2 separate regions of the Homo sapiens genome follow, and region 1 is linked to region 2. Evidence: read pairs that join two places in POLR2A ChIA-PET (ENCODE). Cell type or tissue: PC-3. All regions are shown on one strand. Each heading gives the region's core, and the rest is flanking DNA. Links, peaks and the distances in the headings are about the cores only.

Region 1 (7,427 bases), core at 429-5,428, 440 kb after region 2:
TAGCTTTCCTATGCTTTTATAACATCTTTACCGAGATATAGTTTCCATGCCATAAGATTGAACATTTTAAAGGGTGTAATTCCGTGGCCTTTAGTACATTTGCAGCATTCTATAACATTACCATTGTCTAGTTCCAGAACATTTTCATCGCGCTCTAAAACCCTCACACTCATTAGCAGTCAGCCTGTGTTTCTTCCCAGTCCCTGGTGATCACTCATCTACCTTCTGTCTTGGGATTGGACTATTCTAAACACTTCATATAATTGGAAGAATACCTTATGTGGCCTTTTATTTCTCGCTGCTTTCACTTAGCATAATGTTTTCAAGGTTCATCCATGTGCTTTGTAGCATGTATCATCAGCTTTGTCCCTTCTTTTTTTTTTTTTTTTTTTTAAAAGTACAGATGGGGTCTTGCTTTATTGCCCAGACTAGTCTTGGACTCCTGTGCTCAAGCAGTCCTTGGCCTCCCAAAGTGTTGGGATTACAGGCATGAGCCACCACACCCAGCCAGTACTTTGTTGCTTCCAGTGGCTGAATAAAATTTCATTGTTCATCTGTTTATTAGTTGATGGACATTTTAGTTGTTTCTATTTTTTTGACTATTACAAATGATGCTGTTATAAATATTAGTGTAGAAGTTTTCATGTTTTTAATTTTCTTAGGATGGTAACTCTGTGTTTAGCTTTTTTTTCCTTTTGAAGACAGGGTCTCACTCTGTCACCCAGGCTGGAGTGCAGTAACACAGTCATGGTTCGCTTCAGCCTTGACCTCCTGGGCTCAAGCAGTCCCCCAGCTCAGGGACTCCTGAGGCTCCCACCTAAGCCTCCCGGAGTAGCTGGGAGTACAGGCACTACCAGGCCCGGCCCTTTTTTTTTTTTTTTTTTTTTTTTTGTAGAGACCAGGTCTCACTTTGTCACCCAGGCTTGTGTTTAGCATTTTGAGGAACTGCCAAACTGTTTTCCAAAGGCGCTGTACCATTTTACAATCCTGCCAGTGGTATATGAGGGTTTCAGCTTGCTCAGAAGAACCTCCTTTTCATAACCAGCACTGGATAGCACTCTTATACCTAGCCCCACAAATCACGAAGTGTGTAGCATCAGGCTTTGCATTGGATAGCTGGGAAGCTAAACAACTAGGATTTATATGCGGCAACTTACTCCCACAGTCACACCAATTGGTATGAGACCAGTGCCTGGAAGTTGAGAGGGTTTGAGCTTTATTACAAAATAGCTGTTTCATAATATCAGCATGGAGGATTTCTCCATATCCTTGCCAACACTTCCTATTATTTGTCTCTTTTATTATATCTGCCCTAGTGATTGTGCAGTGGTACTCTGTGGTTTTGCTTTGCATTCCCTTGTTACTGATGATGCTAAACAACTTGTTGTATGCTTATTGGCCATTTGTGTACCTTCTCTGGAGAAATGTCTATTTAAATCTTTTGCCCACTTTAAAAATTGGTAATTTGCCTTTTTATTATTGAGTTATAAGTTCTTTATATATTCTGGGCACAAGTCCCTTATCAGATACATGATTTGCAAATATTTTCTCCCTTTCTGTGAGTTGTCTTTTCACTTTTTTGATGGTGTCCTTTGATGCACAAATGATTTTAATTTTGATGATGTTCAATTTATCAAGACTTGTATAGTTTCAGTGCTTATGTGTAGGTCCTTGATCCATTTTGAGTTAAATTTTTGTTTAAGGTATGAGGTAGGGGTCCAGTGCCATTCTTTTACTTGTGGAGATCTATTTATCTATCCCATTCAGCTACAAATGCAGCTGGTAAGATAATTCAGGGCACTCTGGTTGCTGTGTGTCTCCTTATTTGTCTAATAATATGTTTAGCTGTCTATGAACATCTAAGTCAGATACCACAAAAGAGGGGATTATTTATTCTGCATACATACAATTAGAAGTAATGTGTCAAAACAAATGGAGCTGTTCCAGAAAATATGCTGGAAAAGAGGATGATATGAAAGGTGAGACTTTTTGTTTGTTTTTTGAGACAAAGTCTTGCTTTGTCACCCAGGCTGGAGTGCAGTGGCACAGACACAGCTCACTGCAGCCTCAACCTGCTGGGCTCAAATGATCCTTTCACCTCAGCTCCCTGAGTAGCTGGGACCACAGGTGCATGCTGCCATGCCCAGCTAATTTTATTTTTTGTAGAGATGGGGTTTCACTATTTTGCCCAGGCTGGTCTCGAACTCTTTAGCTCAAGCAATTCTCCTGTCTCAGCCTCCCAAAGTGCTAGGATTAGGTGTGAGCTACCGTACCCAGCTGGAAGCTTTTTTATTACATTAGCTCCATGGGGTTTGAAATGTCAGCTGGTGTAAAAACATAAAATCTGGCCCAAACTCTTTCCTCCAGGTAAATGAGCGTTTGAACCATTCAGGAGATGTTCTCTTTGTAAAGATCTCAAAGACTGGAGACTTCACTTCCCTCCGTGTTTCATTCCAGTGTTATTACTCAGCAGCCAAGAAAATTTTATGCTGTCTAGTCTGCCCCCCAGCCTCCCAACTTTGAGTTAGAGGACACCGTATTTTATAATCACATATTTGGGTCATTATCAGAAGCTCTGTCTTTTTAAGAAAGGTATATTGTGAGAGGACTTTCCTGTGTTCATTCTTTAAAATACTGTTAATTTGTTATACAGGTCTGGAGCACGAGCACCTGTGAATTTGTTCGTACTCTCAATGGGCACAAGCGGGGCATTGCCTGTCTCCAGTACAGGGATCGCCTGGTTGTTAGTGGATCATCAGATAATACCATTAGGTGGGTAGAAGTTGGTGTGCTGACAGAGCAGGCTGATTTTTGCCACATTGTTGACTCATCTCCTAGTTCTAATGCTCAAAACAACTCAGGGTAAATGGGATGTTTCAGATAAGAAAGCTTTAGGTAACTTTTAGAAATGTATTTGGGCTCTGTATACTCAAGTGGGAAAACCGTGTGTGCCCTGGGTGTTCTTCCAAGATTCCCCCAGTACACAAAGTTTTTTAACCTCAGCTCCACCTGGGATCACTTAATACCAGAGCACTTCAGAACAGGCTAGGGTGCTGCAGTGCAGCCCAGCTCGCTCCAATTTCCCTCACCTGTGAGCTCCCACCTCCCTACCTAACACATGGGAGTGTACTTTATTTTCCTCTCCCAAGACTGCATCTGTTCCTGCCAGGTCATTTACCTCTCTTTTTCCTTCCCAGCACTCGGCCTCCCTGCTTTCTAATAAATCTGACTAACCTTAGACATTTTGTATCTTACTAAGAACATCCCTTCAATATCTACTTCATTATCCCATGCCATTTCCCCACTGTCTCAACACACTCTAGTGGCATTACATAAGTGACTAAACTTAACTTTGGTTTATAATCAAATTGACTAATGTTTGGTCAAAATAAAGATAGGATTCAAGATTATTAAAAAAAGTTTTTTGTTTTTTAAAGGCAGGCAAGCAAACACATGCTAGTAGCTTTACATAAGTGACTAAACTTTGGCGTTTATAATTGCCTAATGTTTGGTCAAAATAAAGATTGGGTTTAAGATTATTAAAACTTTTTTTTAAGGCAAGCAAATAACAAAAAAGCTATTTAAGTTTGCTTTATCACTTTAGGCTTCAAGATACCATAAATTTAGTTTAGAGCTTAAATCTTGATTCTCTTATATTCATCATGCTTTGTGGTATTGCTTAATGTTTCATCAATAAACAGTTCTTAACTTCCTCATTGGAATTGTCAAGGTTTTACAAGATAGTAATGTGTATTACTCTCCAGCTTATAGAAGGGAACTACTTTGGAGTCATAGTGGCAGTACTGAATGGCTTTGATCACAGATTAGAGATGCTATCATCACGGGTACTAAGAAGATTTGCTAAGGGCAGCTGTAATAAAATACATTCTTTGGATGTATCATAGGAATTACTGGTAGAGAGGCTAAGAAAAAGTTATAGAATTAATTTGCTCACTTTATTTTGTACATGCTAACTAGCTATGATTTTTTTCTACAAATACTGTAGAAAATCAGTCATAATAGGAAAAAAGATCTCTAACTCCAGAATTGTTACATAAATCATATGCAGAGAAAAAGACTTGGTGTTGTCAATGGGTTTATATTTCCACCAGAACACTGCGTGTACCTAGTAAGTCTCCCACTCTGACTTTGTAAACCGTCAATCCCAGTATTCAGCATATAGTATCAAGGAAGGGGTATCCCCAAGCCTCATCAAGAGACAGCCACCTCCCCTGCTGGTCCGCCAGTTCTAACCTCAGTGGTCCTTATGGACTCCACTGTGCTAGAAGTGCCTGGGGCGGAAGCTTAACCCCCTGGCTGTACGTGATATCTCCTTTCCCACCTTGTCTCATCTGTGCTCTTTCTCCTTTACTGCCTACAATCCCTGTCTCCCCAGAAGAGTCTTTCCTACACCATTTGTCTACATGGTTTTTATCAACTCAGACATCAAGAGAATGCCTAAGGATTAAATAGAATTGAAGTTTCTTGTTTGTTGATTTTATTTAAATAGTAATACAGACGCATGATTAAAAACAGTTTCAAATCATATAAAAGGAAATAGAATAAAAAGTAAGGCTTCTTCCTAGGTTAGTGCTTGGAAACACACAGATGGTATAAATGTACACATACAGCTTTATATGTGTGGTGTGTACTGGAAGTGAGATAGAAATAAAGAGCTCCAAGATAGTGAAAAATTGTATCTGTATGGAACAGATATAAAAAACTTACGGATAGTGTGAATCGTGTGTGGGAATTTGTTTCACAGAGGTCTGTTTTTCATTCAAGGCTCTGGGATATTGAATGTGGTGCCTGTTTAAGAGTCCTAGAGGGACATGAAGAATTGGTCCGATGCATCCGGTTTGATAACAAGAGGATTGTCAGTGGGGCCTATGATGGGTATGTCTTTCAGATTTTCAGATGTACTGCTATAACTGTATCAAGAAGAAAGAGAAATGTTATATATTAAGCAACTCTGTATGTACCAGGTCCTATGGTAGGTTTCTGTGTAATGGTGGATGGCAGGTATTATTATACCTGTTGTTTAGGTGAGGACACTCAGGCCCAGAAAGAAGAACTAAATCTTACCCCAAATCACACAGAGGGAGAGTCACTGTGGTTCCTAAACTTAGCTTTGAATCATCGCTGTCAACTCCAGCAATAGCTTAGGTTTCAATAGTTGATGTGGGGGTATTGACTTCTTTGCTTTATCCCTAAATTAAGCCAGGCTCTTTGTGTGTGTGTGTGTGTGTGTGTGTTCGTTCAACAATAAGTTTCTTCTTTTCCCTTTTTTTCCCTTTTTGGTAAATTGAACAAACCCTCTTTAAAACACCTCACTACATTTTAAATGAGCAAATGGCAACTGTAAATCTTTCCAGATGACCTTATATATACTTCCCAAATGGGTTAGTTGGTCTGTTTGTACTCCTATTACTAACTTCCAGCATTTGCTTAATTTGGAGAAAGGTATCCTTGGAATTTCACACAGAGCCCTAGCTTCTGTCAGCAGCACCTACTCAGCCCTAGAGAGTCCCCTGATGAATGAATTTGGTGACATAGGTTATCAAGTCCGGAACTGAATTTAGATAACCTGAAGTTGTTTTCTTATCTCCCTTAAAATAATATTTCTTTAAAATTTCAGCAATTCTGAGAATGTGTAGGTTCTTAATTTTTCCAAAATCAAGTGTAATTGGTTCAGATGATTTGTAAAAACATAAGCATGTTCCCCATTAGCTTTTATAAATAGGCAGTTCAGATGCACTACTTTTTTTCAAGGAAATGTTTGACAGCATATAAATTGTTCACTTTTCCACTAATCACATCTCATTTTCCTTTCTAGGAAAATTAAAGTTTGGGACTTGCAAGCTGCTCTTGACCCTCGAGCCCCAGCAAGCACATTGTGTTTGCGCACATTGGTGGTATGTGATCTCTTGAGACGGGAATTGGTTCCCTGTGCTGGAGGATGACCATTTGCAGATAGTCCTGTCTAGGTGTATCACAGGAACGCTTGTGTGTCTCACAAGATGCCTTCAGAGAATTTCAGTCTTCATTTTGTTTAGCCAAAACCAGAGAATATTTGATGTTTACATTACTGTGAGCACTTTCCTAAGGGGAGACATAATGCAGCTTAAGATATGAAGGCAGGCTTCCTGATTTGTAGGTGGACTGGTTTCCTCATAGGGCAAGCAATATTTCCTTCTTGTAGGTTTGGAAGATTTCTTAATATGGCTATTTGTGGTTATGTTTTAATAACAGCACATTTTTATACTATATATAAATTTTTATACCATTTATAAGTACTGTTATATTTTTGAAGAGATAGTCATTTGGAAATATTGGTAGATTTAAAAAAGATTTTAGTAGTTTTATTTCTGTTTCTTCACTTCTTGCATTTACTAGAAGATGCAGAACTGTCTTCTTGATTTTAATGGGAACTCTTATATTATTATTTCACCATGAATTTTGATGCTGGCAGCAATTTGAGGTAGATCCTGGTCATGTTAAAACAAACTGTCTTTCTGGTTCTAGGTTTTCCAGTGGATTTTTAGAGTGTATCAAGAATGGGTATTATGTATTGTTGTTTACTTTTATAAGGCCCTTTTTGAGATGATCTTTGAAATATTGGTAGACTAGAGTCTAAGATACAAAGTTTAATGAAAGAAAAGGCCTAGCAGGAAAAGAAAGAAGAACATTTGTTCTTGGGATGAAGGACACAGTTCAGTGAGCTCTGTACAGTCGTTTAGGAAGTCTGTTTAAGTGGCTGCATTTTCATCTTCTGCCCAGTTTCTCATTGTGAGATATCAGGGGCTGTAAAGATCTCATTTTATTCATGAAGTTTTGTATTTCATAGGAACATTCTGGACGTGTGTTTCGGCTCCAGTTTGATGAGTTTCAGATCATCAGCAGCTCCCATGATGACACTATTTTGATTTGGGATTTCTTAAATGTGCCTCCCAGTGCCCAGAATGAGACCCGTTCTCCCTCCAGAACATACACTTACATCTCTAGATAACAGTCTGCACTTTCACCCGTTTCAGGTGAGTACTATCCTCTCCCCTTCCAATTTTGCTGATTGAATTCACCTTCCCTTTGGGGAAATTTTGTGATTTGGGTTCCTTGGTGATGTGTGAACCAAGGTCTCTCTTAGACGTGTCAACTTTTGCAGAGTTCAAGTGTAAGGCTGGATCTTTATAGTCACATCCATACAAGGCTTGAGTTGGAATCCTGCCTATTGTGTGGGTTTTCATCTTGGCAGATGATGAACATGGTTCCTGTTTTTAAAAACTGTTCCTAAATGATTTCTTAGGTCATAATCAATTTAACACCAGTAAAATGTCTTGAATTTTATTTTGGGGTACAAGAATCTTCTTTTTCTCTTTCTTTCCTGTCCTTCAGTTCTTTTATTAAAAAAAAAAAAAAAATCACCATCT
Region 2 (7,427 bases), core at 835-5,834:
AAGACATAGTAGCACCTGCCTCATGGGGTAGTATAAGGATTACATGAGTTAATAGATGTAAAGTAGCTAGAAAGTGCTAGCACTGAAGTAAACTTCAGTTGATAGTAGCCTATCATTATCACTGTTATTGACATAATTTTAATAAAATTCGTTTGTATATAATTAGCTTTTGCTTACATATATTAATTACATGTCTGCATACATATACACAGACACACACATGAATTATCAAATACTTATATATGGTGGACATTTGTGATTTTAGCCACCCGTAATCTATTTTCCTTTCTTCAGGTAGTATTGCCCTCATTTTCCTTTGAGGAACCTCTTTTCCCTCTACTCTCAATCCATGTGATTTAGATGGGGCTAGCCTCACTCCTTGGTCCAAGAATGGGCATGTGAACCAGACCTCGCCAACCAGTACAGCCCAGTCTCCTGGCTACAACACGTGGCTCAGTCATGGACAGATGACCCAAGCCAAACCAATGAGACTTGATCCTTAGACCTTTGCTGGAGATTCTGAGGAAGAGGAGCTCTTTTTTTTTTTTGAGACGGAGTTTCACTCTTATTGCCCAGGCTGGAGTGCAATGCACGATCTCTGCTCACTGCAACCTCTGCCTCCTGGGTTCACCCGATTCTTCTGCCTCAGCCTCCCAAGTAGCTGGGATTACAGGCGCGAGACATCACGACCGGTTAATTTTTTGTATTTTTAGTAGAGACGGGGTTTCACCATGTTGGCCAGACTGGTCTCGAACTCCTGACCTCAGGTGATCCACCACCTCTCTCCCACTCCGCCTCCCAAAGTGCTGGGATTACAGCTGTGAGCCACCGCGCCCAACCTTGGGGAGCTCTTTTCTACTGTACTTGCCAAGCTGGCTGAATTTAGCCTACAGATGCTAGTAACCATATTGGTCATCTCAAGCGCAGAGCTTGCAGGAGAACAAAGCCTAATACAAAGGAAAGCAGAACAAAAATAGAGTGTAGGTGACACTGTTTGAAACTCTGCATCCAGCTGTGCCTGAAGGTGAATCAATGAACCAGCGATTTTCTTAAGTGACTGGGTTAAGTTTCTGTCACTGGCCACAAAAGAGTCTTAATAAACATATGGATTCAGGGAGCATGTTTATTTTCAATTTTTTTTTTTTTTTTTTTTTTTTTTGAGACGGAGTCTCACTCTGTCACCCAGGCTAGAGTGCAGTGGCGCGATCTCGGCTTACTGCAAACTCCGCCTCCCGGGTTCACGCCATTCTCCTCCCTCAGCCTCCCTAGTAGCTGGGACTACAGGCGCCTGCCACCACGCCCGGCTATTTTTTTTGTATTTTTAGTAGAGACGGGGTTTCACCGTGTTATCCAGGATGGTCTCCATCTCCTGACCTCGTGGTCCTCCCGCCTCAGCCTCCCAAAGTGCTGGGATTACAGGCGTGAGCCACCATGCCCGGCCCAATTTTTTTTTTTTTTAACCAGGCTGTTGCCGGGCACCGTGGCTTGTGCCTATAATCCCAACTCTTTGGGAGGCCGAGGTGGGCAGATCACCTGAGGTTGGGAGTTTGAGACCAGCCTGACCAACATGGAGAAACCCCATCTCTACTAAAAATACTAAATCAGCCAGGCATGGTGGCGTATGCCTGTAATCCCAGCTGCTCAGGAGGCTGAGGCTGGAGAATCGCGTGAACTCGGGAGGCGGAGGTTGCGGTGAGCCGAGATGGCGCCATTGCACTCCAGCCTGGGCAACTAAAGCAAAACTCCACCTCAAAATATATATATATAACAAAATAAAGTCAGGCTGTTAAAGGAAAAACTTGAGCTGAATTAAATTTAAGAGAGTTTAATTGAGCAAAAAACAATTCACCAATCAGGCAGCCCCAGAATCACAGTAGATTCAGAGAGACTCCAGGGATGCCTCATGGTCAGAACAAATTTATAGACAAAAAAAGGGAAGCGACATACAGAAATCAGAAGTGAGGTACAGAAACAGCCGGATTGGTTACAGGTTGGCGTTTGCCTTATTTGAACACAGTTTGAACACTCAGCAGTGTATGAGTGGTTGAAGGATGGCCACTGGGATTGGCCAGGACTCAGCTATTGTTACAGGCGCATACTCCTAAGTTAGGTTTTCAATCTTGTCTACTTACTAAGTTAGGTTGCAGTTTGTCCACAAAGACTCAAATAAAGACGTACAGAATCCTTCTCAGGCCATATGTAGTTTGGTTTCACAAGGCCTATTTAGAGATTACAAATTTCACCAAGTCCATTGAACAACTGGGTATTAAGGGCATTGTGGGGGTGTGCAGGGGACCATAAAGATGAGTAAGACTGTCCCTGACCTCAAGGTTCACCTCTAGAAGGGAATATAGACAAAGCAACTCCACTTTACAGTCATGCTGTTACCGGAAAGGGGTCTCGGTCCCCAAGAGAGGGGTCTCGGTCCCCAAGAGAGGGTTCTCGGATCTCACGCAAGAAAGAATTCAGGGAAAGTCCACAGAGTAGAGTGAAAGCAAGTTTATTAGGAAAGTAAAGGAATGAACGAATGGCTACTCTATAGACAGAGCAGCCCTGAGGGCTGCTGTTTGCCCATTTTTATGGCTATTCCCTGATGATATGCTAAACAAGGAGTGGATTATTCATGCCTCCCATTTTTAGACCATATAGGGTAACTCCCTGACATTGCCATGGCATTTGTATACTGTCATGATGCTGATGGGAGTGTAGTAGTGAGGATGACCAGAGATCACTCTCGTGGCCTTCTTGGTTTTGGTGGGTTTTTGCCGGCTTCTTCACTGCAACCTGTTTTATCAGCAAGGTCTTTATGATCTGTGTTTGTGCTGACCTCCTATCTCATCCTGTGACTCAGGATGCCTTAACAGTCTGGGAATGAAGCCCAGCAGGTCTTAGCCTCACTTTACTCAGCTCCTATTCAAGACAGAGTTGTTCTGGTTCACACACCTCTGACAATATCACGATCCGTGTTGCACTTGAGAGATTATGAGCACAGTAGAAGAACAAAGACAGGGAAGATCAATTCTGACCCAGGGTTGTCTGGGAGAGAAGGGAGTGTGGGTGCTTTAACTGTACAATAATTTCCAGACATTTAACAGTGCTCTCTTGCCTGGATTCTGGAAGTCATTCTGAGAATGCCTGTTTTCATTAGATTTTAATCACCCACAGGTCATATATTCCTTTAACGAATGCCTGATGACACCATGCAGAATGAAATGCGCTTTACTGCCTGCTTGGAATGTGTGCAGGCCTGCCTCATGGACCCCTAGAAGTTTCCTTCCAAAAGCAGTCCAGGTATGGTGAGAGGGAGGAATGGGGAGAACAGAAGCCCTATCTCTTACATACCTATACAGGGAGTGTACAACTCAGTTTGGTCCCTGGCCTCCTGTTGTCAGAGGGTGTGTAATTTCAGCTGGGTGGGGCTATGAGGTAAAGATTTCATGTCTGCCACTGCTTGGCTTTTTTTTTTTTTTTTTCTGAGACGGAGTCTCGCTCTGTCGCCCAGGCTGGAGTGCAGTGACGCGATCTCAGCTCACTGCAAGCTCCGCTTCCCAGGTTCACGCCACTGCTTGCTTTTGAAAGGTCTACCCACCCATAGCTCCAATGCATGAAACGCTTCATATAGCTTTGCTGCTTACAGCTCCTCAGTTACTCCTCACTTGCCGGGGATCAAGCCTAAGCCTTTTTTTTTTTTTTTTTTTTTTGAGATGGCATCTCACTCTGTCCCCCAGGCTGGAGTGCAGTAGCGCGATCTTGGTTCACCGCAACCTCTGCCTCCCGGGGTTCAAGCGATTCTCTCGTCTAAGCCTTCCGAGTAAAAGGGATTACAGGCACCTGACACCACACCCAGCTAATTTTTGTATGTTTAATAGAGACAAGGTTTCACCATGTTGGACAGCCTGGTCTCAAACTCCTGACCTCAAGTGATTCGCCTGCCTCAGCCTCCAGTGCTGGGATTACAGGAGTGAGCCACCTCGCCCAGCCCTAAGTCTTTTAATATGGCACACAAGGATGCTTCTTTATGAGTTAACACTGAGTACTTGGGAGACAAAGACAAATAAAACCTTTCCTACCCTCAAGTGAGAGAAACTCAACTGAGACTTACAGGAAATAAAATTTAAAACTACTGACTTACGAAACTGAAAATTCCACGGGGTAGATTCAAGCATTGCTGAATTTGGCTCAGATTATTTCTCAGGGGTTGGATTCTTCCTCTTTCTCAGCTGTATTTTCCTCTATGTTAGTGTCCCGCTTGGGTAGGCTCTCGCCAACTGGAGAGCAGCCCCAATTTTTTCCCTTTTAGGGACTCCAAGCAGCTGCAAGTTTACTTCCTCCAAAATTCATGGGCAGAAGAAAAGGCTCTTCTAAACAATTGGTTGGCAGGGCATGGTGGCTCATACCTGTAATCCCAGCACTTTGGAGGCCAAGGCAGGTGGATCACTTAAGGTCAGGAGTTTAAGGCCAGCCTGGCCAACATGGTGAAACCCTGTCTCTACTAAAAATACAAAAATTAGCTGGGTGTGGTGGCAGGTGCCTGTAATCCCAGCTACTCGGGAGGCTGAGGCAGGAGAATTGCTTGGACCCGAGAAACAGAGGTTGGAGTGAGCCAAGATCGTGCCACTGCACTCCAGTCTAGGCAACAGAGTGAGACTCCGTCTCAAAAAAAAAAAAAAAAAAACAAATTAACAATTTATTGGTTATTTGGGGAGTTGTTTCAGGAGTTTATTGTTTGTTTTTTAAAGTCCTGGATCTGCCTCTTCTTAGCTTAGTTGAATCACATGACCATCCTAGAGCAATCCTGGGTTTGGGATGCACTGATTGGCTTGAGTCTGAGACTTGGGACCACGCTGGAGTGGGGAAGAAGTGGGCTCCACCAGAATCAGATGGACTAAGAGTCATAGATGGGAGGAACTGGCTCTTCAGAGGGAATTCTGGCCTTCACTACTGGAGGAAGAATGAACGAATACTGGGCAGGCACAAACTACACAGATTAAAATCTAACCTTTATTCCACCGTGGCAATAAGTCCATTGTCTGGTCATAATGCAGAGTGTTCTGTATGGAGTCCAAAAAACTGTGTTGAAGAGCAAGACTTTGTAGAGTTTCTTCAATATTTTTCAAAGGGCACAATACTCTGATTTCTAGGATTCTTTCCAGTTATCCAGAGAAAAGTTTATCTTCTTATTTGTAGACTAGAGAAAGAAAAGTCACAAGATAATAGGAACATTCCTTAGGAAGATCCAATTCCATCTGCTCGAATTATTTGCTTAACCAGCAACCGTCTAAACTATAGCTGGGGCCAGGCGCGGTGGGTCACGCCTGTAATCCCAGCACTTTGAGAGGCCGAGGCTGGCTGATCACTTGAGGTCAGGAGTTTGAGACCAGCCTGGCCAACATGGCGAAACCCTGTCTCTACTAAAAATACAAAAATTAGCCGGGCGTGGTGGTGGGCGCCTGTAATCCCAGGTACTCAGGAGGCTGAGGCAGGAGAATCACTTGAACCTGGGAGGTGGAGGTTGCAGCGAACCGAGATCACACCATTGCACTCCAGCCTGGGTGACAGAGCAAGACTCCACCTCAAAAAAAAAAAAAAAAAAAAAACCATACTTGGGTGTCTTGAAAGGTCCCACCTGCCACATCAGAAGGGAGACCCTGTGACCAGGACTGAGTGGGTGGTTAATTTCCCCAGCATAAATGAACAATGTGGAATTCCATCATATGCATCTATCTGTTCTTTGTCATCTCCCTGAGCTTGCTCCTCCCATGGAAAGATCAAATCAGGCACTTGAACTTGGACAGCCTCCTTGCCGTGGTTTTTCAGTAAGTAGAGATGATGCCTCAATAATTAGGCAGGCTGGGGGAATCAGCCTCTCTCTTTGCTACTTGTTAGCTGAGACATTGCCCTTTCAGAGCCAAAAGCAATATTTTCATCCCTACTAACTTAGATTCCTGGCTTGCTGTAATTTAACAAATATTTTTCTAAATAGCTACCATGTATTACCATGTATTCACATTGGCCACCTGTGGTAGGTTGAACTATTTATTATTGGTCCCAGTTTTTCACCCCTCCATGTGTCCACACCTCTTGCCTGGGACTTTGCGCTCTCTCCCACCAAGTACTTCCTGGCCTTCCCCCATCCTTACATCTCCCTTCCTCCGCAGTGAGAACCCTGGCCTCCAATAATATCAATGTCTACTATCAAATCTACTCATTTGCTCAATCCTATAATATACCAAAGATAATTTTTGTGTTGTTTTGCCCATTTCAGTACAAAAATCAAATCTAATAAAACAGAAGTCAGGGTTTGTTTGCAATTTGCTTCCCAACCCCAACCCTGACCAAAACCAAGGACAAATATATAGTGTCCTCATACGGATTTGTTCTTTTCTTTCCTTCAATGTGGTTATATTATTCATCGGAAATGCTGTTAAATCAATTTGTTTTGGTTTGCTTTTAAAGACAGAATGTACTTCCCCACTCTGACTTTGGGCTTGACCATGTGACTTGCTTTGGTCAGTGGGATGTTGCCAGATGTGACGCAGCAGTGGGCCCCACCTGTGTTTCTGCAGTTGGCTGTGCCTCCTTTCTTGTACTAGTGCCTTAATCATGAGAGGACCATATTCTGCCTAGCCCAGTGGTCCAAGGAAGATGAGAGACACCTGAGGTGGGCCTGGACGCAACCCTCTGCTGGAGTGAAAGCCAACTGATTAATTAGCCTCAGCTGACCTGAAGACACATGCGGTAGCATAAATTATTTGGAAATAATTTCAAAAAATTTGTTTGAATTTCAACATATTGTTTGCAATTATTGTTAACATTTTATCCCATTGGTTCTCTCTCTCTCTTTTTTTTTTTTCAATTTTTTTTGAGACACAGTCTCACTCTGTCACCCAGGCTAGAGTGCAGTGGCGAGATCTTGGCTCACTGCAACCTCTGCCTCCCAGGTTCAAGCGATTCCCCTGCCTCAGCCTCCCTAGTAGCTAAAACTACAGGTGCGCGCCACCACGCCCAGCTAATTTTGTGTATGTGTATTTTTAGTAGAAATGGGGTTTCACCATGTTAACCAGGCTTGTCTCAAACTCCTGGCTCAAGTGATCCCCCTGCCACCCCCCGCCCTTGGCCTCCCAAAGTGCTGGGATTAGAGGTGTGAGCCACCCAGCCCAGCTCCACTGGTTCTCTTGTATGTAAATTTTGGGGAGGAAACATTTGAGAATAAGTTGCATATATCACGCATTTCTTCCCCTAAATACATCAGCATGTTTTGCCTAAGAATAAGAACATTCTCTTTTATTATATAATCACAGAGCGGTTGTTAACTTCAGGAAATTTCACACCAATACAATATATTTATCTAACCTACCATTTATATTCCAGTTCTATCAATTGACCCAATCATGTCCTTTATTGAATTGTGTCTCTTTAATCTCCTG

The links. ChIA-PET counts read pairs that join two places held together with the same protein. Peaks named below come from ENCODE experiments on the same cell type or tissue, not always from the same donor. Only the 100,000 strongest peaks of a DNase experiment are listed, where the experiment ranks them.
Region 1: POLR2A ChIA-PET joins it to region 2 with 10 read pairs; 2 of 35 experiments call an interaction of 5 or more read pairs at or near these places.

Annotation. Positions count from the first base shown.
Region 1 is chr5:171,868,217-171,875,643 of GRCh38, reverse strand. It overlaps FBXW11 (F-box and WD repeat domain containing 11), which reads left to right. Exons shown (of 14, transcript NM_001378974.1): 10 at 2,654-2,772; 11 at 4,786-4,896; 12 at 5,837-5,915; 13 at 6,848-7,034. The coding sequence ends at 7,009. Among named protein-coding and RNA genes, the nearest start is that of SMIM23, 86 kb to the right of the region's middle. In PC-3, for the core only: no CTCF peak of the experiment used is centred there; no DNase peak of the experiment used is centred there.
Region 2 is chr5:172,310,893-172,318,319 of GRCh38, reverse strand. No RefSeq gene overlaps it. Among named protein-coding and RNA genes, the nearest start is that of UBTD2, 31 kb to the right of the region's middle. RefSeq lists enhancers at 2,391-2,480, 2,511-2,600. In PC-3, for the core only: no CTCF peak of the experiment used is centred there; DNase peaks (open chromatin) are centred at 2,859 and 3,349; H3K4me3 peaks cover 636 bases; H3K27ac peaks cover 1,911 bases.